2 separate regions of the Homo sapiens genome follow, and region 1 is linked to region 2. A link is an interaction called in ENCODE POLR2A ChIA-PET data of the cell type or tissue named here. Cell type or tissue: MCF 10A. All regions are shown on one strand. Region 1 has its middle 16 kb from the start of XDH. Region 2 has its middle 82 kb from the start of XDH.

Region 1 (8,000 bases), 66 kb before region 2:
GCCTTTGTTATAAACAGACAGAGGCCCCATTTAACTGGTCTAGAGAATTTTGGAACCAAACATGAGGTTGTGATGAAACCATGGAAAGAGTCCCAGTCTAGGAAAAGAGAGACTCAGGTGAAAGCCAAGGATTTGCTCCTCTCTCTGTCACTTTTGGCAAGCCCCTTTCCCATCTATAAAACTTCAAGGACCCTTCCAGCTCTAACATTTATGGATATTATGACATAATACCTGTGTGTGTGTGTGTGTGTGTGTGTGTGTGTGTGTGTGTGTGTGTGTGTGCATGTGTGGTGTGTTTGCATCCTCCTTTCTGGTGGCCTTTTTATTCACACCATCTGATCCTCACCCATTTCTGAGCAAGTTGGGTCCATGCTACAGGATATTCCCACTTGTCCAGCATTGGAATAGCTGGAATGCTAAGGAAAAGAGTATAATACCAGATTATGAAAGTTCTGCAGTCCATTTTGTGGTTTTTTATTTGTTTTTTTTTTGAGATGGAGTCTTGCTGTGTTGCCCAGGCTGAAGTGCAGTGGTGCAATCTTGGCTCACTGCAACCTCTACCTCCTGAGTTCAAGCGTTTATCCTACCTCAGCCTCCCGAGTAGCTGGGATTACAGGCATGCATCACTACACCTGGCTAATTTTTGTATTTTTGGTAGAGCCTGGCCTTCACCATGTTGGCTAGGCTGGTCTTGAACTCCTGGCCTCAAGTGATCCACATGTCTCAGCCTCCCAAAGTGCTGGGCTTATAGGCGTAAACCACCATGCCCAGACTGTGCTTGTCGTTTTCATGTAACTGTTTGAACCAGTATTTCCTAATATAGAATATCCTTGAGTAATCCTCCTTTTCGTAAGCCTCTGAAATTTTCTTGATATTCTTGTAGCATGACAAAATATACTGTCATCCTAAGACTCTTGTCCACCAAGGGATAGAGTGCATTCTCTATCCACTGGGAAATGGAGGTGATAAGAACACTTCCTGCTGACAAAGTCTGATGCTTCTACCAACTCAGCCCAGTAACTCTGAAAGTGGACTCACCAAAGACAGAAGTGGCTCACAGCCCCACCTGGAGGCCCAGACAAGAGGTGGCTCTGCCCTGGGTCTGCTCTTTAGAGGGCTCTACTCTGGCATGCCTGTGGCTATGCCTCTCCCCACTGGGTGAGAAGTTCATTGCGCCTACGGAATGTGACCATTCAGAGCCTATGTCACTTTCTGTTTACAGCACTCCCCGTGGATCAGGGCCCCTGCCCAGTGACCTCCAGCTCACTCCCAAGGCCCAGTCTGGCCATTTCCCTTGGCCTATCACCGCAGAGGGGACCTGTGCTTCTGGTATGTCCACCACTTGGCTCCCAAGATGTATATCTCTAGGTGCCCTGGGGTGACGACTGGGGCAGTGGGCATACCTTAGATATGTGGACCATATTATCCACCCATGTGCTTGAGAGAGGATTGTCACAGAATGGGGCAAAGCTAGGGATGAGAAGTCAAGTTAGGGAGGGGAGACAGTATGGTGAGGACAGGGGAAACCAGTTTTCTGGAGAGTCTGAAAATGATCAATTATAACCTGATCTTCAGGGTTATTATGAAAGTATACTTGTCAAGTGAGGAGCATAGAAATTCTGATTTAACATTTTTTAAAGTTAGTTTACAACTGTTAAGAATGAAAACACCTAGCTGATGAGCTTCCATTTGTACCCTTGCCTTGAGCCCTGCAAATGTGGGAGAGGGCCTGGAAAGTGGTACTGTTCCCACAGCTTGAATAAATACAATCAAGGAGGACGGAAAGATGTTGAGAAGTTGCAAAGATGCACAGTTTAGGGGGAAATCCCTCCTAAAACTCAAAGCAATGCAAACAGAAGGACTCCAAAGGCACTGAGGATTCACAGAGCCCAGCACAACCCGCCCTGGCCTCAGCACACAAGCTTGTGCCATCTGGACCCATGTGGACCCAGCCCACCTTCCAGCCTCATTTCCCACTACCTCACCCACACAAACCATCTTTGGCCACAATAGACTACTCTTTGCTCCCTGAACTTACTGCCAGTTTTACACCTCAATGCTTTTGCCCAGGTCATTTGCTCAGCCTAGAACTCCCTTTCCCCTAATAAAATCATGTAAAGCTCAGCTTAAATGCAACCAGCTCTTAAAAGCCTATGACCTTGGACTCCCCACACAACCACACCTAGGGAAACTCACTGGTCTTTCATTCATGTCCATTGTTATTTTATACCTATGTCTATTATGGCATATCACACAGAAACCAGATCTTACTTGTTTTTGAATCCACATTAACATGTAGTAGTGGTCAGTAAATACTTGCTCAATGACTTCTGCTCAGTAAAGAAAAGCCACTGATTCTTCTCAAACAGTCTACCTAAGGTTGCTTCCCTCTCACCCGGAAGAGAAAGTCGTCTTGTGCTTATTCTCCTCATCACTCTTCTCCTTTTTCTTCCTCTTCGCCATTGTTATGACCATGCACTGTGGTTTAATATGGTTTTCTTGTTTATTTATATACATCAATTCATGGCAGCTTCATATATGTGATATTGTAAGTCTCATTTTCTCCTGAAGAAATAGTTTCTGAGAGTGACGAAGCAGCAGAACTTTCACTTGAAGCCCACTTGTTAGTTCTAGAATCAGCACTCCTTCTACTCCACTAGATCCCTGAGGTTCAGACCTGAGCACTCAGGTGGGTCTCACGACAGAGCAGCTGATGCAGGGCCTGGTGGAGGATCCACACAGAGATTTAATCAGCAGTGGATTGGGGCCAAGAAGGAAGAGTCAGGAAGGAAATCCCCAATGTGTGAAAAACAAAACCACAACAATCAACAATGAAAATCCAGGGACAGGGAAGTGAGTTCCACCTAAATAAACCCCAATCATTGGACATGCTGGCTTAAGTGAACTAGGACTTTCCAGAAAACGGGAGGTCACATGGGAGTGACTCAAGGTTTCAACCTCTGAGGGCAATGATTGCTGGAAACTATCTCACAAGGAACACTTCTGAAGGGATTTGGAAAGAATGCTTGCTAAAGGAAGGAAGCAGTCCAGAAATGGACAAATGAATCCATAAGGAAGGGCTGAGAAAGGGACAGGTGGGAAAAGCGGTCTCGGTGAAGATGAAGGAGGAAGTCAGAAAGTAGTTCAAAAAAACCAATTCTAGCAGACGGAGGATGAGCCAGGCACTCCTGCCCACCTCTGTGGCCTTGTGGTTTCCTGTGGCATGATGCCAACTTAATTCTACACAAGCCAGGTGAGTCAGTGCTGGCAAGAAGTCACTGAGAATGGGCCAGACCATGGACTTGTCTTCCCCAACTCCACCAAAAGCCCTGGAAAGTGAGACACTCTCTCTCATTTCCCGCTGAGAAAGGAGAAGCCCCTCTGCTTGCTGCTTTTCCCCTCTCAAAGCTCTTCCTAGGTTTCCTCTTTGCCCCTTCAGGAAGCAAAGGTCTCACACTCAAGTCCCTTACTGCTTAGCCGTGCAGTGGGGCAGCTATGATTCACTTTTACATTGTGTTGGAAGCATGGCGCTGCATCAGCATTTGTAGAACCAGATAAGGAATACCTACATTAATACCAACTTGTGTCTGTGAAGGCCAGTTTTCCAGAGCTAAAGAATAAGGCGTGAGAGTCAGATATCAACTGCAAAAATCAGTCATTTGTCTGACCTAAATTAAAGACTCATCTTCACGTGCACAGAACCCGCCTTCTCCCTCAATTAGGGCCTGGAGATCCATCCCTTTCCTGTCAGCACCCACTGAAAAGAGAGGAAACAGCAAGGAAAGGGTGGGAAGACACTGCTTCTGTACAAAGCTTAACAGAACTCAGGTGTGCCATTCAAAATTCCACCAGGAGCTTCCTCAAGGCCCAACTATGACAGGCCTTGAAATGTCCAGCAGAACCACAAGCTGACAATTAGTCACCATCAAGAGCCGGTAGATCAGCTTGAGAAAAGACACGGCAGCAGCCAGCAGGCACAGTGGGTGGCACCGTCTAAGATGTGGATGTCTGTGGCAGCCCCAGCATGTCCCCCTAATTATGGTGTGCTCTTTGACTCAGGAGACATCACCTACAATTAGTTCTGGGACACGTTCTGGGGAGAGGGGCCTGCAGCAGGCTTTTTCTCTTCTGCAGCACCTGTGGTACACAGATAGACACTGGGTGATACCTAGGAAGGTCTCGAGCCAGCAGCTCCAACCGAGCCCTGTGCCTCCCTGGTTTCCTATGGGGGCCCGAAGCTTGTTTTTGCTGGCACAACCTATGCCCGAGTAACCGACAGGAATTGGGAAAGAAGGCTCTGCTGTTTTGACTCCAAAACTTGCCTCTCAGAGCTCTTCCATTACACTTGTAAGAACTAATTTTTGTCACAAAGGAACTATTTTCAGGAGACTGAAAAATATCCTTCAATACCAGACCAGAAGGAAGAGCTTTCAAAGAAAAAGATCCTAGGGATGAGATTTAGAGAAGGAGATATTAGAGATTAGTAGTGGTCTGTGCATTTTCAGTAACATACAGAATGGAAGGGATAGAGAGACAGAGGAGAAGAAGAAGAAGCAAGAATTCAAATGTTTGTAGATCTCAGGTTCACAACTCACTAGCTCTGCATCCATTGGCAAGATCTTTATACTCTCTGACCCTATGTCCCCATTATTTAATGGAGACAGTAATAGTTTCCTTACCTGGTGGTTGTAAGAAGACAATGTTTGTTAATGCCAGGATTAGAGCAAGTATCAAGAAGTGTTTCTGAAAGCAGAAGTTGGAGCTTGGCAGTATTTTATACGTATTTTATGCCACTCTCCCAAAGACTTCCTGGCCGTGTGCACCTACCAATAAAGTAATGATGTTCTCTCAGCACCTTCTAGGGAAAAGGTTCTGAATCCCACATTGAGACACAGCAATGACCACCAGCAGGCAGAGAGAGAGAGAGAGAGCACGAACTCCTCCTGTGAGGCCTGTCTTGGGCCAAACTGTGGAAGTAAGTACTCCTTCCTATCACTTGTGGACTAAGTGGTCTCAGAGATTGGACTAAGTGGTCTCAGATATCCAGGGATCTGGCTGGGTGCGGTGGCTCATGCCTGTGAATCCAGCACTTTGGGAGGCCGAGACGGGCGGATCACAAGGTCAGGAGATGGAGACCATCCTGGCTAACACAATAAAACCCAGTCTCTACTAAAAATACAAAAAAATTAGCTGGGCGTGGTGGCGGGTGCCTGTAGTCCCAGCTTCTCGGGAGGCTGAGGCAGGAGAATGGCATGAACCCAGGAAGCAGAGCTTGCAGTGAGCCGAGATTGCGCCACTGCACTCCAGCCTGGGCGACAGAGCAAGACTCCATCTCAAAAAAAAAAAAAAAAAAAAAAAAAGATATCCAGGGATTCAGGACCCTTACAGATCAGGAGATCAGGTCCTATCCAATAAAAATGCTTAGTGGCCCAAAGGCCAGCAGTATGGATTTGGGTTAGAGGATCAAAGTATAACTGTATTCTCATTCTCTCTCTTTACTAAGACATACATATCTAATATGCTTAATGTTTTGTTCCTGATTCTTTACTGTCTTACTGCATTTGGGCCCAGAGGCCCTGACTTCTCAAGCCTGGAGAGATTCAACCAAACTAAACCTGCCTGGAAGTGATACATATGACTTCTCATATTTTGTTGGCAGAACCAGTTGCAGATAACTTTAAGGAGGTATGTCCATCAGTCAGCTTAGATTGTGTTAAACTGTGGGAATGATCACCCAAGTCTCAAGCATTTATAGAAATAGTGATTTTTTTTTTCTCTCTCATACATCCTGTGGTCATCTAATACCCTGGGCTCCAGGCTGAAGGAGCAGCCTCTATGTGAGACAATGTCACTCTCATTATAGATAGAAAAGAAAGTCTGTGGGCTGATGTAATAGCTCTAATGCTTCTGCTCAGGAGTGGCATTCTTCACTTCTACTTGTGGACCAAAATGAGTTTCATGGTCAATATCTGATACCAGAGAAGCATAATCCTCCTATGTGGAGGGGCACCACCTCTCATGTGGCCAAGACTGATGGCAAAGGTAGGGAAGTAGAATAATCTTATCACACAGAGGCAGCAGATACTGGGGGCAAAACTTAATCTAACACAGCAAGAAAGTATAATCCTATCTATAACTCAAAGTGGAGGGGCATGGGATATTTGTGAATATTAGTGACATCTACCATTACTAGCACTGTAAATGTAAACACAGAGGGCTATCGAATAGAACTTCGTCAGAGTAAACCATACACCCTGCCTGGAGGGGATTTGGGACAGTTACACAGAAAAACAGACAATTGATCCAGGCCTGAGGTTGGAGAACTTATCATTATGTACCTCATATTCATTCAACAAATAATTATGAGCATCTACTAGAGGCCAGGAAGTGCACCCACTGATATACAATGGTAAACAAAACAGGCCTTGTGGAGATCAAATATCTCTAGAGAAAGCTAGCATTAAATAAATATATATTTATTGTAATCAACACACAAATAAATATATATTTATTAATACAAACTGGCCTACAGGTTACAGTAGGAAAGACTGGCCTCTCAGAACTCTTTCAGAGACAGAATAAGGCCACTTTGAGGAAGTATTGTTGGAATTGAGAGTTGACTCAGAGTTAGCCAGGCAAAAAGTGGTGGAAAGAATGTTCCAGGCAGAGCGAACAGGTTGTACAGACTCGCTGAGATGACAAGAGTTTGGTATACCTGAGGGACCAATGAGAGGAGGGAAATTACTGTAGCGAGTGAGTAGAAAAGCAATTCAAGGGGAAGTTGGTGAGGAAAGCTAAAGCATGCCTGAGATCATGTTAAGAGTTTTAGATTGTGTTTTACATGACATAAGACGTTGATAGTATTCAGTGGCTGGGGGAGTTTGTGTGTGAGCATGAGACATTGTCCTATATCCATTTGTTTAATTACCTGGCTACCACATGGAGAGTGGATTGAAGAGAGGCAGGAGTTATTCAGGCAACAGTCAGGCAAAAGATGATGTGACTTGGGTTGGACCTGCGGAGATGGACATGGACATGTGCATAATAATTTTAAGACATGTTTTAGGGGCAGAACTGATAGCAATTTGTGATGAATTAGAATATGTTGGGAGGAGCAATGAGTCAGAAAAAGGTAGCAAGAAAGATGGAGTTGGTTCTTCCTAAGTCCAATTCACCCAGAAGAGAAAGAATGATGAAGGGGTGGGAATAAGGGAATCAAATTTTTTCTTGGGACATGTTCATTGTGAGATTTCTGTGAGCCCTCTGAGATAGAAATGTAGAGTAAGTTGTTGAAAGTGAGAGTCTGGGGCCTGGAATAAAGGTCCAGGCTACAAATGTTTGTTTAAGGATCACAGTATATAGTAAAATCCAAAGTCATGGGAATGGGCGGAATGCAAATTTAAAGCAAGAAGAGAAGAGGATTGTGGACTGCTTGCTCCCTAAATAACTCAAATATTAGAGTTCAGTTGGGGTAGTGGGGAGAAAGGGCTGCTGGCAAAAGAGTCTGAGAAGACCAGAAAGCTGGGAGAAAACTTGGGGGTCTGGTGTTAAGGAAGCCAAGAGATGAAGCATGTTTCCGGAAAGAAGTGTTTAACAGCCTAGACTACCGCAGAAAAGTCCAGTGCGATGAGGACACTGGCTTTGGCAGCACAAAGTGCCCTTCGCAAAATCCATTTCTATGAAATGGAAGAGGCAGAAACCAAAACTGAATACAGTGAGGATTAAATGAGAGGTGAGGATGAGACTGCAGACAACTCTTGCAAGAAGTGCAGTTAAGGGAGACAGAGCATGGGGGCAATAGCTGGGGATGATTAGGATAAAGATGGTAATGTACAAATGTCTGAATAATTATTGGATAAATCCAATAGAGAGTAAAGATGGAAATGTTAACGATGGAACAAAACCGGCTGATATGGCAAAAAGGGGGAGGGATCAGAGCACAAATGGGGAGTCTGACTTTGCAGAGGAAATGAAATCTCTTCCCAGAAACAGTAATGAAG
Region 2 (8,000 bases):
CATAACAAACCTGCACATTGTGTACATGTACTCTAGAACTTAAAGTATAATAATAATAATAAATCAATGAATCCAGGAGCTGTTTTTTCTAAAAGATCAACAAAATAGATAGATCACTAACAAGACTAATAAAGAAGAGAAGAGAGAAGAATCAAATAGATGCAATAAAAAATGATAAAGGGGATATCACCACCAATCCCACAGAAATAAAACTACTATCAGAGAATACTATAAACAACTCTATGCAAATAAACTAGAAAATCTAGAAGAAATCAATAAATTCCTGGACGCATACTCCCTCCCAAGACTAAACCAGGAAGAAGTTGAATCTCCTAATAGACCAATAACAGGTTCTGAAATTGAGGCAATAATTAAGAGCCTACCAACCAAAAAAAGTCTAGGACCAGACGGATTCACAGCCAAATTCTACCAGAGGTACAAAGAGGAGCTGGTACCATTCCTTCAGAAACTATTCCAACCAATAGAAAAACAGGGAATCCTCCCTGACTCATTTTATGAGGCTGGCATCATCCTGATACCAAAGCCTGGCAGAGACACACACACAAAAAAGAGAATTTTAGGCCAATATCCCTGATGAATATCGATGCAAAAATCCTCAATATAATACTGGCAAACCGAATCCAGAAGCATATCAAACAGCTTATCCACCACAATCAAGTCAGCTTCATCCCTGGGATGCAAGGCTGGTTCAACATATGCAAATCAATAAACATAATCCATCACATAAACAGAACCAATGACAAAAACCACATGATTATCTCAACAGATGCAGAAAAGGCCTTTGACAAAATTCAACAGCGCTTCATGCCAAAAACTCTTAATAAACTAGGTATTGTTGGAACGTATCTCAAACAAGAAAAGGATGCCCTCTCTCACCACTCCTATTCCACATAGTGTTGGAGGTTCAGGCCAGGGCAATCAGACAAGAGAAAGAAATAAAGGGTATTCACTTAGGAAAAGAGGAAATCAAATAGTCTCTGTTTGCAGATGACATGATTGTATATTTAGAAAACCCCATCATCTCAGCCCAAAATCTCCTTAAGCTAATAAGCAACTTCAGCAAAGTCTCAAGATACAAAATCAACTTGCAAAAATCACAAGCATTCCTATACACCAATAACAGACAAACAGAGAGCCAAATCATGAGTGAACTCCCATTCACAATTGCTTCCAAGAGAATAAAATACCTAGGAATCCAACTTACAAGGGATGTGAAGGACCTCTTCAAGGAGAACTACAAACCACTGCTCAACGAAATAATAGAGGACACAAACAAATGAAAGAACATTCCATGTTCATGGGTAGGAAGAATCAATATCATGAAAATGGCCATACTGCCCAAGGTAAGTTATAGATTCAATGCTCTCTGTATCAAGCTGCCACTGACTTCCTTCACAGATTTGGAAAAAACTACTTTAAAGTTCATATGGAACCAAAAAACAGCCTGTGTAGCCAAGACAACCCTAAGCAAAAAGAACAAAGCTGGAGGCATCACGCTATGTGACTTCAAACTGTACTACAAGACTACAATAACCAAAACAGCATGGTACTGGTACCAAAACAGAGATATAGACCAACGGAACAGAACAGAGACCTCAGAAATAATACCACACATCTACAACCATCTGATCTTTGACAAACCTGACAAAAACAAGAAATGGGGAAAGGATTCCCCTATTTAACAAATGGTGCTGGGAAACTGGCTAGCAATGTGGAAAGGATTCCCTATTTAATAAATGGTGCTGGGAAACTGGCTAGCAATATGAGAAAGCTGAAACTGCATCCCTTCCTTACACCATATACAAAAGTTAACTCAAGATTGGTTAAAGACTTAAATGTAAGACCTAAGACCATAAAAACCCTAGAAGAAAACCTAGGCAATATCATTCAGGACATAGGCATGGGCAAAGGCTTCATGACTAAAACACCAAAAGCAATGGCAACAAAAGCTAAAATAGACAAAGGGGATCTAATTAAACTAAAGAGCTTCTACACAGCAAAAGAAACTATCATCAGAGTGAACAGGCAACGTACAGAATGGGAGAAAATTGTTGCAATCTACCCATCTGACAAAGGGCTAATATCCAGAATCTACAAAGAACTTAAACAAATTTACAAGAAAAAATCAAACAACCCCATCAAAAAGTGGGCAAAGGATATGAACAGACACTTCTCAAAAGAAGACATTTATGCAGCCAACAGACACATGAAAAAATGCTCACCATCACTGGCCACCAGAGAAATGTAAATCAAAACCACAATGAGATACCATCTCACACCAGTTAGAATGGCGATCATTAAAAAGTCAGGAAACGACAGGTGCTGGAGAGGATGTGGAGTAATAAGAATGCTTTTACACTGTTGGTGGGAGTGGAAATTAGTTCAACCATTGTGGAAGACAGTGTGGCAATTCCTCAAGGATCTAGAAATAGAAATACCATTTGACCCAGCAATCCCATTACTGGGTATATACCCAAAGGATTATAAATCATGCTACTATAAAGACACATGCACACGTATGTTTATTGTGGCACTATCCACAATAGCAAAGTCTTGGAACCAATCCAAATGTCCATCAATGATAGACTGGATTAAGACAATGTGGCACATATACACCATGGAATACTATGCAGCCATAAAAAAGGATGAGTTCATGTCCTTTGCAGACACATGGATGAAGCTGGAAACCATCATTCTCAGCAAACTAACACAAGAACAGAAACCCAAACACCGCATGTTCTCACTCATAGGTTGGAGTTAAACAATAAGAACACATGGACACAGGACAGGGAACATCACACCCTGGGGCCTGTCGGGGTGGGGAGCAGGGGGAGGGATAGCATTAGGAGAAATAGCTAATGTAAATGACGAGTTGATGGGTGTAGCAAACCAACATGGCACATGTATACCTATGTAACAAACCTGCAAGTTGTGCACAAGTACCCTGGAACTTAAAGTATAAATAATAAAAAAAATATATATATACGTATTTTTTTACTTCCCCCATGGTCAGTCTTGCTTGAGGTTTGTCTAGTTTGTCTCTTCAAATAACTGATTTTTAGTATTGTTAAGTCTAAGTTTTGTTTATTTTCATAATTCATTACTTAATTATTTCCTCTTTTCTGTGTTTACACAGGGTTTCTACATAAATATCAGTAGCAACTTTATTTGTAGCAGACAAAATGTGGAAACAATTCAAACACCCATCAACAAGTGAATGAACAACAGATTGTGGTATCCTAATTTGTCATTGAAATACTACTCATGTAAAAAAACTCTATTAATACACAAAACAGCATAGCCATAACTCAAAAACATTATGCTATTTCCTAAGTGAAAAATAAAGTTTATATTGCATAATCCTATTCATATGAAATTTCAGAAAAGACAAACTAATCAAGAGTGACAAAAACATCAATGATTGATTGAAGTTGAGATGAGTATGGGGTCATTACTGACTGGTAAGGGGTAAGAGAGTGATGAAAATATTCTATATCTGATTTATTAGTCTGTTTTCACATTGCTGATAAAGACATACCTGGAGGAGCCAAGATGGCTGAATAGGAACAGCTCCGGTCTACAGCTCCCAGCATGAGCGACGCAAAAGACAGGTGATTTCTGCATTTCCATCTGAGGTACCGGGTTCATCTCACTAGGGAGTGCCAGACAGTGGGCGCAAGACAGTGGGTGGAGCGCACCGTGTGCGAGCCGAAGCAGGGCGAGGCAAGGGGTGACAGACAGCACCTGGAAAGTCGCGTCACTCCCACCCGCATACTGTGCTTTTCCGACGGGCTTAGGAAATGGCGCACCAGGAGATTATACCCGGCACCTGGCTCGGAGGGTCCTACGCCCACGGAGTCTCGCTGATTGCTAGCACAGCAGTCTGAGATCAAACTGCAAGGCGCAGCGAGGCTGGGGGAGGGGCACCCGCCATTGCCCAGGCTTGCTTAGGTAATCAAAGCAGCTGGGAAGCTGGAACTGGGTGGAGCCCACCACAGCTCAAGGAGGCCTGCCTGCCTCCATAGGCTCCACCTCTAGGGGCAGGGCACAGACAAACAAAAAGACAGCAGTAACCTCTGCAGACTTAAATGTCCCTGTCTGACAGCTTTGAAGAGAGCAGTGGTTCTCCCAGCATGCAGCTGGAGATCTGAGAAGGGGCAGACTGCCTCCTCAAGTGGGTCCCTGACCCCTGACCCCCGAGCAGCCTAACTGGGAGGCACCCCCCGGTAGGGGCAGACTGACACCTCACACGGCCAGGTCCTCCTCTGAGACAAAACTTCCAGAGGAACGATCAGACAGCAGCATTCGCAGTTCACGAAAATCCACTGTTCTGCAGACACGCTGCTGATACCCAGGCAAACAGGGCCTGGAGTGGACCTCTAGCAAACTCCAACAGACCTGCAGCTGAGGGTCCTGTCTGTTAGAAGGAAAACTAACAAACAGAAAGGACATCCACACCAAAAACCCATCTGTACATCACCATCATCAAAGACCAAAAGTAGATAAAACCACAAAAATGAGGAAAAAACAGAGCAGAAAAACTGGAAACTCTAAAAAGCAGAGCACCTCTCCTCCTCCAAAGGAACGCAGTTCCTCACCAGCAATGGAACAAAGCTGGACGGAGAATGACTTTGACGAGTTGAGAGAAGAAGGTTTCAGACGATCAAACTACTCCAAGCTACAGGAGGAAATTGAAACCAAAGGCCAAGAAGTTGAAAACTTGGAAAAAAATTTAGACAAATGTATAACTAGAATAACCAATATAGAGAAGTGCTTAAAGGAGCTGATGGAGCTGAAAGCCAAGGCTCGAGAACTACATGAAGAATGCAGAAGCCTCAGGAGCCGATGCGATCAACTGGAAGAAAGGGTATCAGTAATGGAAGATGAAATGAATGAAATGAAGCAAGAAGGGAAGTTTAGAGAAAAAAGAATAAAAAGAAATGAACAAAGCCTCCAAGAAATATGGGACTATGTGAAAAGACCAAATCTACCTCCGATTGATGTACCTGAAAGTGACAGGGAGAATGGAACCAAGTTGGAAAACACTCTGCAGGATGTTATCCAGGAGAACTTCCCCAACCTAGCAAGGCAGGCCAACATTCAGATTCAGGAAATACAGAGAATGCCACAAAGATACTCCTCGAGAAGAGCAACTCCAAGACACATAATTGTCAGATTCACCAAAGTTGAAATGAAGGAAAAAATGTTGAGGGCAGCCAGAGAGAAAGGTCGGCTTACCCACAAAGGGAAGCCCATCAGAATAACAGCAGATCTCTTGGCAGAAACTCTACAAGCCAGAAGAGAGTGGGGACCAATATTCAACATTCTTAAAGAAAAGAATTTTCAACCCAGAATTTCATATCCAGCCAAACTAAGCTTCATAAGTGAAGGAGAAATAAAATACTTTACAGACAAGCAAATGCTGAGAGATTTTGTCACCACCAGGCCTGCCCTAAAAGAGCTCCTGAAGGAAGCACTAAACATGGAAAGGAACAACCGGTACCAGCCGCTGCAAAATCATGCCAAAATGTAAAGACCATCGAGACTAAGAAGAAACTGCATCAACTAACGAGCAAAATAACCAGCTAACATCATCATGACAGGATCAAATTCAAACATAACAATATTAACTTTAAATGTAAATGTGCTAAATGCCCCAATTAAAAGACACAGACTGGCAAATTGGATAAGGACTCAAGACCCATCAGTGTGCTATATTCAGGAAACCAATCTCACATGCAGAGACACACACAGGCTCAAAATGAAAGGATGGAGGAAGATCTACCAAGCAAATGGAAAACAAAAAAAGGCAGGGGTTGCAATCCTAGTCTCTGACAAAACAGACTTTAAACCAACAAAGATCAAAAGAGACAAAGAAGGCCATTACATAATGGTAAAGGGATCAATTCAGCAAGAAGAGCTAACTATCCTAAATATATATGCACCCAATACAGGAGCACCCAGATTCATAAAGCAAGTCCTGAGTGACCTACAAAGAGACTTAGACTCCCACACAATAATAATGGCAGACTTTAACACCCCACTGTCAACATTAGACAGATTGACGAGACAGAAAGTTAACAAGGATACCCAGGAATTGAACTCAGCTCTGCACTAAGCGGACCTAATAGACATCTACAGAACTCTCCCCCCAAATCAACAGAATATACATTTTTTTCAGCACCACACCTATTCCAAAATTGACCACATAGTTGGAAGTAAAGCTCTCCTCAGCAAATGTAAAAGAACAGAAATTATAACAAACTATCTCTCAGACCACAGTGCAATCAAACTAGAACTCAGGATTAAGAAACTCACTCAAAACCACTCAACTACATGGAAACTGAACAACCTGCTCCTGAATGACTACTGGGTACATAACGAAATGAAGGCAGAAATAAAGATGTTCTTTGAAACCAACGAGAACAAAGACACAACATACCAGCATCTCTGGGACACATGCAAAGCAGTGTGTAGAGGGAAATTTATAGCACTAAATGCCCACAAGAGAAAGCAGGAAAGATCCAAAATTGACACCCTAACATCACAATTAAAAGAACTAGAAAAGCAAGAGCAAACACATTCAAAAGCTAGCAGAAGGCAAGAAATAACTAAAATCAGAGCAGAACTGAAGGAGATAGAGACACAAAAAACTCTTCAAAAAATCAATGAATCCAGGAGCTGTTTTTTGAAAGGATCAACAAAACTGATAGACCGCTAGCAAGACTAATAAAGAAGAAAAGAGAGAAGAATCAAATAAACGCAATAAAAAATGATAAAGGGGATATCACCACCGATCCCACAGAAATACAAACTACCATCAGAGAATACTACAAACACCTCTCCGCAAATAAACTAGAAAATCTAGAAGAAATGGATAAATTCCTCGACACATACACTCTCCCAAGACTAAACCAGAAAGAAGTTGAATCTCTGAATAGACCAATAACAGGAGCTGAAATTGTGCCAATAATCAACAGCTTACCAACCAAAAAGAGTTCAGGACTAGATGGATTCACAGCCGAATTCTACCAGAGGTACAAGGAGGAACTGGTACCATTCCTTCTGAAACTATTCCAATGAATAGAAAAAGAGGGAATCCTCCCTAACTCATTTTATGAGGCCAGCATCATCCTGATACCAAAGCCGGGCAGAGACACAACAAAAAAAGAGAATTTTAGACCAATATCCTTGATGAACATTGATGCAAAAATCCTCAATAAAATACTAGCAAACCAAATCCAGCAGCACATCAAAAAGCTTATCCACCACGATCAAGTGGGCTTCATCCCTGGGATGCAAGGCTGATTCAATATATGCATATCAATAAATGTAATCCAGCATATAAACAGAACCAAAGACAAAAACCACATGATTATCTCAATAGATGCAGAAAAGGCCTTTGACAAAATTCAACAACCCTTCATGCTAAAAACTCTCAATAAATTAGGTATTGATGGGACGTATCTCAAAATAATAAGAGCTATCTATGACAAACCCACAGCCAATATCATACTGAATGGGCAAAAACTGGAAGCATTCCCTTTGAAAACTGGCACAAGACAGGGATGCCCTCTCTCACCACTCCTATTCAACATAGTGTTGGAAGTTCTGGCCAGGGCAATCAGGCAGGAGAAGGAAATAAAGGGTATTCAATTAGGAAAAGAGGAAGTCAAATTGTCCCTGTTTGCAGATGACATGATTGTATATCTAGAAAACCCCATTGTCTCAGCCCAAAATCCCCTTAAGCTGATAAGCAACTTCAGCAAAGTCTCAGGATACAAAATCAATGTACAAAAATCACAAGCATTCTTATACACCAATAACAGACAAACAGAGAGCCAAATCATGAGTGAACTCCCATTCACAATTGCTTCAAAGAGAATAAAATACCTAGGAATCCAACTTACAAGGGACGTGAAGGACCTCTTCAAGGAGAACTACAAACCACTGCTCAATGAAATAAAAGAGGATACAAA

Evidence for each region. ChIA-PET counts read pairs that join two places held together with the same protein. Peaks named below come from ENCODE experiments on the same cell type or tissue, not always from the same donor. Only the 100,000 strongest peaks of a DNase experiment are listed, where the experiment ranks them.
Region 1: POLR2A ChIA-PET joins it to region 2 with 5 read pairs; 2 of 35 experiments call an interaction of 5 or more read pairs at or near these places.

Annotation. Positions count from the first base shown.
Region 1 is chr2:31,427,090-31,435,089 of GRCh38, forward strand. No RefSeq gene overlaps it. Among named protein-coding and RNA genes, the nearest start is that of XDH, 16 kb to the left of the region's middle. RefSeq lists an enhancer at 2,547-3,746. In MCF 10A, no CTCF peak of the experiment used is centred here; DNase peaks (open chromatin) are centred at 1,062, 2,892 and 3,232.
Region 2 is chr2:31,492,800-31,500,799 of GRCh38, forward strand. No RefSeq gene overlaps it. Among named protein-coding and RNA genes, the nearest start is that of XDH, 82 kb to the left of the region's middle. RefSeq lists enhancers at 3,283-3,899, 3,900-4,515. In MCF 10A, no CTCF peak of the experiment used is centred here; no DNase peak of the experiment used is centred here.